2 separate regions of the Mus musculus genome follow, and region 1 is linked to region 2. Evidence: chromatin loops called from intact Hi-C (ENCODE). Cell type or tissue: heart. All regions are shown on one strand.

Region 1 (5,000 bases), 550 kb before region 2:
GGATTAGAAAACAGGATCTTTGTTCCCTTGCCTTCAAAAGTACACATTACCATAAAAGAGACAATATCTTAGAAAGAAAGGATGGAGAAAATTACTCTAAGAAAATGGAAAAAAAGAAGAAAATATCACTATTCTAATATCAGATAAAATACACTTCAAAGTAAAGTAAGTGTCATTTAATTATTATCAAGGGATCAATCCATGAAGACCATATTACAGTTCAAAACATATACATCCAATACAGGCAGGCACAATTCATAAAGCAGATATTTCTAGTTATTGAGTCACATATTAACTCTAACACAGGAGTAGTGGGTGTCTTTAGCACTTCACCATCACCTTTAGAAAAATGAGATAAACAGTTCAAACTGATTTATCACATACAATAAAATTAAATCAGTAATTTAAAAAGGAAAACTCCCAATTAAGAATAGCATGTGTGCACATGGATCCATTGTAAATACTACCAGAGGTACAAAAAAATGATTAACACCAATTCTTGTCAAATTATTCTATAAAATAGGGAAGGATCAAGTGCAATCTTATTTCCCACAAAGCCATTATTAACCTGATACCAAAACAAAGTCACAACAAAAAAAAAAAATGTAACTCAGTCTCCCTGATGAGCATAGATGCAATAATAGTAAATAAAATGCTTACAAATTAAATGTAACAAAATATAAAAAAAAGTCACTGTTTTCAAGTTGCCTTCATTCCAAAATGTAGGGATTATCTAACATATGTAAGTCAGTAAATACAACTCATCATAACATGGTTTCAAGGACAGAAGCCACATAATCATTGTAATACACACAAAAACAATATTTGACACAACTCAACATGCTGCCATAAAAAAGCCCTGTAGAGATGAGGTATGGAGGGAACACATTTCTTCATAATAAAAGTTATATATGACATACCTGTGACCTCTGTTTTAAAATGTGGAGAGAAACTTGGATTCTCACATATATCAGGAAGTAGATAATACTATCCATTTTCTCTTTTCAGGTTCAAGATAGTATAAGCTCTTAGCTAAAGCAATAGACAAGAGAAAAATGGAATCAAATTGGAAAGAAAGAAGTCAAAATATTTCTGCTTAGGAGTGGTTCTATACACAAAGGATTTTAAAGACCTCATCAGAAAAATCTCACAGAGCTGACAACACATACAGTTCACAAATACTTTTAGCATATGCAAATTTCTTATCAAAACTCATTTTTTTAGATGGCAGAAGAGATGGCTCAGCAGTTAAGAACACTTGTTCTTGGAGAGGACCAGGGTTTCATTCTCAGTACACAGGAGGTAGCTCACAACCATCTGTAACTCTATTTCTAGGAGATCCAATCCCTCTTCTGACCTCCATGGGTACCAGAAATTCCCATGGCTTACATATACACATACATGCAGTCTAAGCACTCAAACATAGAAATAAATTAATATTTTAAAGTGATTTATAAATTCAGTGAAATTATTATCAAAATTCTAGCATCCTTTACAGAGATATGAAAAACAATCTTAAAATTCTGAGCAAAATGTATACTGCCAGAAGCACTACTATCCCTGGTTTTAATTTATACCCTAGTGTCAAATTTCATCTATTATGAATATATGTGTCTGCAAGACCTGGGATCGGAGGACCTGAAAGAATGGTGCGGCCTGCAGTCTAACGCTTTAGACAATTTTACTTCAGTTTGGTGTGCTTTTTAGTGCCCATACGTAACAAAGAAAGCCATGATCCAAGGAAGGTTGTTTTGAGTTCAGAGGAACACAGTCAGAAAATATGATCAGAGAAACATGTAAATAAATGTCAGTAAGTACATACTAAATATTTACACAGCAGCCCTTTTCCAGAACTTTCTCAGGACAACTAATTTAAACACAGTTGTCTGGCTCCCACTATAGATTGTATCTAGGAAAGGGTAAAGCCAAGGCAGCAAGCCATATCCAGATTCAGGGTAGAGTGAGCACAGCACTCATCATCCTGTCACTAGAGTGGATTCCACAGCTATGCTCTGACATCCAACAAGAATAAACGTATCTTAAATCGAATGCAAATATTTGTCACAGAAGGCAAGAAATAGAGAGCAATCCAGGGAACAAAATGCACTTGATGTAAAACGGCCCTCTGCCTTATTTCCTGGCACCTCTCTCACTTTCCCAAGGCGTCATTCTTTTGACTATGTTCCCACACTCTAGAAAGCATGGTAATAAAAACAACACGGCAATAGCAGGAAAACAGACATGTAGAGCGATGAAGAGAAAGAGAACCTAGATATAAATCTGAGCAGCAACAGTCACATGACTTTTTACAAAGATGTAAAAAAAGAAAAAAAATCATTGAAGAAATGGCAGCAGCATCAACAAATGAGAAGAGGAAAACTGCATATCTACAACAAAGCTGGATCTTTGTACAAAAAAAAAAATCACCTCAAAATGGATCAAAGACCTCAGTGTGAGATCTGAAACTCTGAACCTATTAGAAGAAAGTGTAGGAAGTACTCATCAAGATCTGGTCATGGGAAATGACGTTCTGAACTGGCTGTGGTTGCTCCGGGCATAAGACCAACAACTGACAGATGGGAGCTTGTGAAATTAAAATTCCTCTATTAGCAAAACAAACTTAACCGAGTCCTCACTCGTATAACAGCCTATAGGACCGGAGACAGTCCTTGGCAATTAAACATCTAATAGAGGTTTACTACCAAAAATAAAAGTAACTCAGAAAACTAAATACTAAGAAAAGAAATAACTCAGATTTAGAACATGGGCTATGGTTCTCAAATGAAGAAGCATAAATAGCTAATAAATTAAACTGCTCAATATGCTTAGCCCCAAGGGGAATATGAATTAAAGCTGCTTTGAAATTCTATCTCACAATCAGAATGGAAAAAAAAAGGCAACAAATACTAGCAAGGATGTATGGAAAGGGAAACACTTGCTCATTGTTAATGCAAGTGCAAATTTCTGCAGTCACTGTGCAATTCAGTGTGAATGTTTCTTAAAAACATAAAATAGTTCTGCCATGTAACCCATGTATACAACTCATGGGAATATATTCAAAAGATTCTTTATCCTACTGCAGAGATGATTTTGCCCATTTGTCTTCATGGCTGCTCTATTCAAAATAGTCAGATTTGATGTCTATCAGCTGACAAACTGATAACAAAATTAAGGCACACAAACACAATGCAGTTTTATTTGTTGTAAAAGAAAACTGAAGTTATGTGGTATACAGAAAAATAGAAGGGAATTGAGAAAATTATACTGAGGGAGGTGACTTGGGTCAGGATAGACAAATACCACATATTCTTGTTCATGTATGAATCTTAGGTTGGAATTTGTACAGCCTTGTGTTTACACTGGAGTGCCTGTGAAGACCAGGAAGGCAGAAAGGCACCATTAGAAGGAGAAGTTAAATTAGAGACCTTAGGAAAGAATAGCAGAACACACAGGTATGAAAGTGAGGGAGGAGCCGGGCATGGTGGCGCATGCCTTTAATCCCAGCATTTGGGAGGCAGAGGCAGGCGAATTTCTGAGTTCAAGGCCAGCGTGGTCTACAGAGTGAGTTCCAGGACAGCCAGGGTTACACAGAGAAACCCTGTCTCGAAAAACCGAAGGGAAAAAAAAAACCCAAAAAACAAAAAACAAACAAACAAACAAAAACAAAAATGAAAGTGAGGGCAATACTGATTTAACTATTTAACTGCTGATGAAGTCATAGGTTAAGAGAGAAGAAAGGAGGGGTTAACTAACACCAAAGATATATGAAAGAGTCATGTGGAAACCTACTATGTCATAGATTTACAAAAATAATTTTTAAAAACTAATTTGAATGGAGGCACCATGAATAGGGTGATGTTGCTTCTGCCAGAAGGTTAGGGTTATAAAAGGAAAATTTTAGTACCAAGTGTAGGATATCTATGGAATGTGGCTCCAAAAGCCCAAGAGGACTCTCAAACATTATAGGCTAGTAATGTCAATGCCTTTGGATGCCCATCAAAACTAGATCTTAAGAACTTATTGTTGAAGACTCCACATACTTGGTGGGCAGGACATTAAGAAACCGAGCTGCATCTGAGACAGAAGTTTTTCTTTTCTGGATAACTTTCACTCTGCTTAAAGTAGCCAGGCAATCTACTAGTGGAGAAACATCATTAGTAGCCTACCCACATGTGGACCTAAGGAGCTACCATAATGACACCTTATTGATCTACTGGTGCAAAAACGGTATGGCTAGTAGATGGGTGACCAATCTGTTTCTGAATAAATCACAAGCCCATTACATAGGAAGAACATTGTGCCTATTTTTGTGAATCTGGTGAAGAGCCATGCTTAAGTTGGTCATGGGCCTTAGGGTAGAGCCTGTTACTGTTGTTTTGCTCAATGGACATGTTGTTAAACTGCCTTCTAAATATTCATTTTAATAACTATAAATTAATGCTGTTTTCAGCCTTCAATAGAGATGCTTCTTCTTACAATGGGTGGTAGTTAATCTAAAGACTGACAGTTGGTGGAGGCATAGAGAATCAATGACAACCAAGTGTCTGTCCCTAAGGAAACCCTCTATTTTACCCTTTTCAAGGCTCAAGGAACATTACTGAAGTATGAATGGGAAGAAAGAGTGTAAGTGCCAGAGGTTGGGAAGGAGGACTGTGAAATAGTGTCTTCTAGGCATGACACAACCATTTCACTCATAAAATCACTGTAACCATGGTTACCTGCACAAGAACTTCAGCAGACTAGGTTTCTTGCCATTTGCTTATGTATAAGGAAAATGCCCATCACTGGGGAACTCTGGGCCATTGACTAGCACTGGGCCAGAGGTTGTGATTTTCTTCAGTGGCATGGCCACTGAAAAAGTTACTCACTTTCCAGTAAGCAACCCCTACTCATTCTTATACAGGCAACAGTAATTAATCTGTGTGCCAACAACAACAACAACAAAATACATGAAAGTTAAGAGGAACTTCTTTGGAGCTGAAGGGGATTGCATCCAGATA
Region 2 (5,000 bases):
CATCTGGAATAGCAAAAAGCCTAGGATAGCAAAAACTCTTCTCAAGGACAAAAGTACCTCTGGTGGAATCACCATGCCTGACCTAAAGCTTTACTACAGAACAATTGTGATAAACACTGCATGGTACTGGTATAGTGACAAACAAGTAGACCAATGGAATAGAATTGAAGACCCAGAAATGAACCCACACACCTATGGTCACTTGATCTTCGACAAGGGAGCTAAAACCTTCCAGTGGAAGAAAGACAGCATTTTCAACAAACGGTGCTGGCACAACTGGTTGTTATCATGTAGAAGAATGTGAATCGATCCATTCCTATCTCCTTGTACTAAGGTCAAATCTAAGTGGATCAAGGAACTTCACATAAAACTACAGGCAACAGCTTTTAGGATAGCCCCTATTCCAGTTGTTTGAGACCCACATGAAGGCCAAGTAGCACATCTGCTACATATGAGTGGGGAGTCTTAGGTCCAGCCTATGTATGTACTTTAGTTGGTAGTTCAGACTCTGAGTGCTCCATGGGTCCAGGTTAGTTGACTCTGTTGGTCTTGCTCTAGATTTCCAATTCCCCCCAGGTTTGTAATCCTTCCTCTTATCCTTTCATAAGAGTCCCCAAGCTCCATCCTCTGTTTGGCTGCCTCTGTCTGTATCTGAGTTAGCAGCTGGGAGGAGCCTCTCAAAGGACAGCATGCTCCTGTCTGCAAGCATAACAGAGCATCATTAACAGTGTTAGATTGGTGCTTGTCCGTGGGATGAGTCTCACATTTAGCCAGTTATTAGTTAGCCATTACCTCATTCTCTATTCCATCCTCCATTTCTTGTATACAGGATAAATTTTGGGTCAGAAGTTTTGCGAGTGAGTTGGTGCCTCCACTGGGATTCCTGCCTGGATAAAAATGGTGGCTTCATCAGGTTTCACATTCCTAATGAAGTGAGTCATAGCTAAGATCACCCCCATTGATTCTTGGGCACCCCCATTATCCCAGGTCTCTCTCTGTCTTCTGTAGATGCCCATCTCCCATCCCCTCACCCCCAATAGTTGCAGATTTCCATTCATTTTCATGGCCATACAGACATCTCTCCTGTCCTTTCCCATACCTGATCCTGAATCCCTCATTCCCTTCCCCATTCCTCCTCCATCCCGGTTCCCTCCCTCCACCTACCTCTTATGACTATGTTATTCCTCCTTCTAAGTCAGATTCAAGCTTCCTTGCTTGGACCTTCCTTCTTGTTTAGCTTCTTTGGTCTGTGGAGTATAACATGTATCTTTTATGGCTAGTATCCACTTAACAGTGAGTACATACCATGCATGTCCTTTGGGTCTTGGTTACCTCACTCAGGATGATATACTCAAGTTCCATCCATTTGCCTGCAAAATTCATGATGTCTTGGTTTTTAGTAATTGAATAGTTTCCCTTTGTGGAGATTTATAAGAAAGGAAGAGAAGTAAGAGACAGCTACTGAAGTGAGCTCATTGTAGATTGGTATCTGTAGAACACATGCCTGTAGCTGTAGCCCTCCTGTGCTTCCACAAGAGTCACCTGTCTTTGCCTGCTGACATCACCAGCTTGATGAGGTCTTTGAAGCACAGTTAAATGTGTGGAAAGTTCTGCCATTTATACAACCATAAGATTTAAATACAGACACATTACTCTACAATCTTAATCGAATTAATTTTGTTTTGAAAGATGAGTTCATTCAACATGGACAGTTCTCCTCAGAATCATGAAGGGGACTGTCAGTCTCATGCTATCATTGACCCTAACATAGATATCTTTCTTTCTTGCATCCCAGTATCAAAGAAATGTATTGGTCCTAAACATTAAATTGTGACACATCCCTCACTAAATAATCAATATGTATTACTTAAATTATACCAGGCACTCTTTTAAAATTTGGAGAGTACCATGAGTAAAATTTATATTCTATCTTTTTGGAGTTTACTTTCTTTCATGGTAGGATAGGTAACAAGTATTTTAATTATATTTTAATTTATGCCATTAAATGTGTTTATACATAACATACTAATCTTTGTTCCTACTATTACTACAAAGAAGCAGAAGCAATGACATAAACATATAGACTGGAGGAATCTTTTGAAATTTTGCTGATATTATTGAAAACAGGAAGTCCTATATTGTGCTATCTGAATGCTGTAGAACCAGGAAGACATGAAATAACTCAGCTTCAGTTTGAAGGTCTAGAAATCACCATAACCAGAGAAATTAATTATAATCATTTTCTGTCTGTAACTAGAGGTCTTTGAATAAGAAAGTGAGTTAGAACACTGATGAATGTCTCAGAGTCTGAGGCCATAATATTGCAGCTCTGATATCCAAAGGTAGAAGGTATCAGCTCTGGAAGAGTGACTCCTAATGCTTCAGGTTTTCTGGTGTCCCTAGGATCTAAGGTAGACTGGATGATATCTACCCACACATAAGGGCAGGATTCTTTACAAAATCTACTGATTCAAACGTTAATCTCTTCTAGGAACATCCTCAAAAATACCCACCAGTAATGTTTTATCAACTGTTTGGGTATCCCTGTTTTCAGTCAGGATTGATCATTCAGTCCACTGCACTGAAACTCACTCCATGTCCTTTTCTGTTGGGTTTGTGAAAAGCATTCAGTCTCCCTGATCAATTGTTTTTTTGTTTGTTTGTTTGTTTGTTTGTTTTTTATGAAAATGAGCAAATGTAAGGAGAAGTGGCATTTTCCTGTCTGTCTCCCTCCTTCCTCCCTCCCTTCCGTTTGGGAGTCCATGTCTAACAGAGCCTGGTGTCTGGCACAGCAGCACCACCTTTTGGATGTCTGATTTTTCTAGGACTAGTGCTCCCTCTGGACTTCATTAACACCACTCTTTCCTTTTGTTCCTTCTTCACAACTCTAGCTGGCAGCTAAGATTCCCTTAACCTTAGCCAAAGCTCTGCAATTACCAGCACCAGTCAGTTTTCCATATCTGTAAAAAGATAGCTTTTGTGTATCCACCTTTTTAAAAAGTGTATTTTGGCTCACATTGTCAGGTGTCTATGGTTGATTGATCTTATTGCTTTGTGACTTTGGAAAGACAAAACACCATCACAGGAAACATATGTTGGAGGAGAGTTGCTTATCTCACACTGGCCAGGAATCAAAGACCATGAGAAAGGGATACAGTGATGTGTAGAGAAAGGGGCTTAGGGTAGACTTCAAAGGCAAACAGCAATGACCTTTCCATATCAAGCCCTATGCATTAAAGTTTCCATAACTCCTATTAGTCTATTGAATTTTGAATCTATAAATGGATCTATTGATGTGACCAGAGCTCTTTTTATCCAGTCACCTCACAAACGTTGGACTTTAGAATATTGACTCGAGAGTAAGCTTTAACACAAACTTTTAGGGGGCATTTTAAATATCAAATCAGCACGAGTCACTTCATGAGATCTTTACTTGTGTTCTCTTTCTGTCACTTGAGGAATTTAGTTCTCAATGAGATTCTAATCCATCTTCATGTTATATAAATGAGAAGAAGGAGGAAGAGGAGGAGGAGAATTAATATAGGAAAACAAGAAGTTGGAGATGTGTATATACCTCTTTGAGAAAGGGGGCATTTAAACAAATATTTGAAGTAATCTAGTTTTCACCTATTTAATTTTTTGATCTTATTAATTTCTTTGTGTGTTTAGTCAAACATTTATTCTTTCTCTTCCCAGATATGAGGCTTCTCATATTAGTGTGAATTTGAAATAGATAGATAGATAGATAGATAGATAGATAGATAGATAGATAGAAAGATAGATTTTTGTGCACATACAAACATTCCTACAGAGACACAGGTACACATGTGCACACAGACATAAGCAAATATAAACTGCCATAGTTTGTCTATGAAGTGTGCCTCAGAGTGATTCATAAGTTCAAAGCCTGGTTTCTAGCTAGTAGATACTTCCAGGGGATGATACAATTATGAAGAATGTAATGTAGTATATGAATTAATTTCTCTATGAATTTATAACATTGTGCCATTTTGGGAATGTGGTATAAAGTATGAGTGGGTGGCTACTATCAGTTGAAGTAGGCTGAGGAACAAGTTCTAGAAAAATATACCTTTGTATCACACATGCCTGTCTCCTCTCTGCTTTTTGGCTTCCATGAAGTGAACAGATGTCTCTAGTCTGCTCTTCCCAGGTGATATTTCTACCCTGCCACAGGCCTGAAAGCCATAGAGCTTGCTAATCTTGGACCGAGTTCTCTGAAAATGTGAGTAGAAATGAAATCTCAGGTATCTTTCACTGGGATGAGAAAAGAAATGATCTTTTAAATACCATACCCAATGTAATATTTTAATGTGCATATATGAGACTGTGCTACTGTGCATTGTTTTTTTATGTAACTTGAACCCAGGATTCCATAGATGCTAAACGAATATTCTCCCACTTAGGTAAGTCCTCATCCTTTTATTTTCTTTGCATTTAATTCAGAGATGTGATTTTAAGATTTGTCATTGATGGTGAGCATGCCCTTATTTATTTTGTATAAACATGTTTATTCCTTGAACTCACATTCTGTCATATGTACATACTGTTTATGTCCTTTTATTCAGTTCTTGATAAGCATTTTCAGTTATACATAATTTTTGTAAATGTCCTATGACTTACCCTTTTGCATTTCTAAGATTTCATATTGAAATCACTTGCGAAGTTATTATGAACTTCAACTAGAGAAGAGTTCCTGCTATAAAAACTATTCCAGCAAATAATGTAAAGTTGTTAACTTCTGGGAGAGATGGCAGACCAGTATTGCGTCTGTGTTACCTCATGAAGGAGAGTTAGGAAAAATTTTATTCCAAAGTAACAAAAGCCACAAAAGTAAAGCAGGATACTGGATAAGTACTAGCAACCAAGCCAGGACAAGCCCTGGGGTGGTGGAGCATTCTACCACAACTGGGAGGCAGAAGTTCCAGAGATGAGCAGGACAAGCCATTGTCATCTGTGGTGGTTAACTTTGTTTGTCACTT

The links. Peaks named below come from ENCODE experiments on the same cell type or tissue, not always from the same donor. Only the 100,000 strongest peaks of a DNase experiment are listed, where the experiment ranks them.
Region 1: it touches region 2 in a loop (9-fold over the local background); 2 of 42 quality-filtered maps call a loop at or near these places.

The regions. Positions count from the first base shown.
Region 1 is chr3:60,636,784-60,641,783 of GRCm38, forward strand. No RefSeq gene overlaps it. Among named protein-coding and RNA genes, the nearest start is that of Mbnl1, 140 kb to the left of the region's middle. In heart, no CTCF peak of the experiment used is centred here; a DNase peak (open chromatin) is centred at 2,558.
Region 2 is chr3:61,183,190-61,188,189 of GRCm38, forward strand. No RefSeq gene overlaps it. Among named protein-coding and RNA genes, the nearest start is that of Rap2b, 180 kb to the right of the region's middle. In heart, a CTCF peak has its summit at 2,807; no DNase peak of the experiment used is centred here.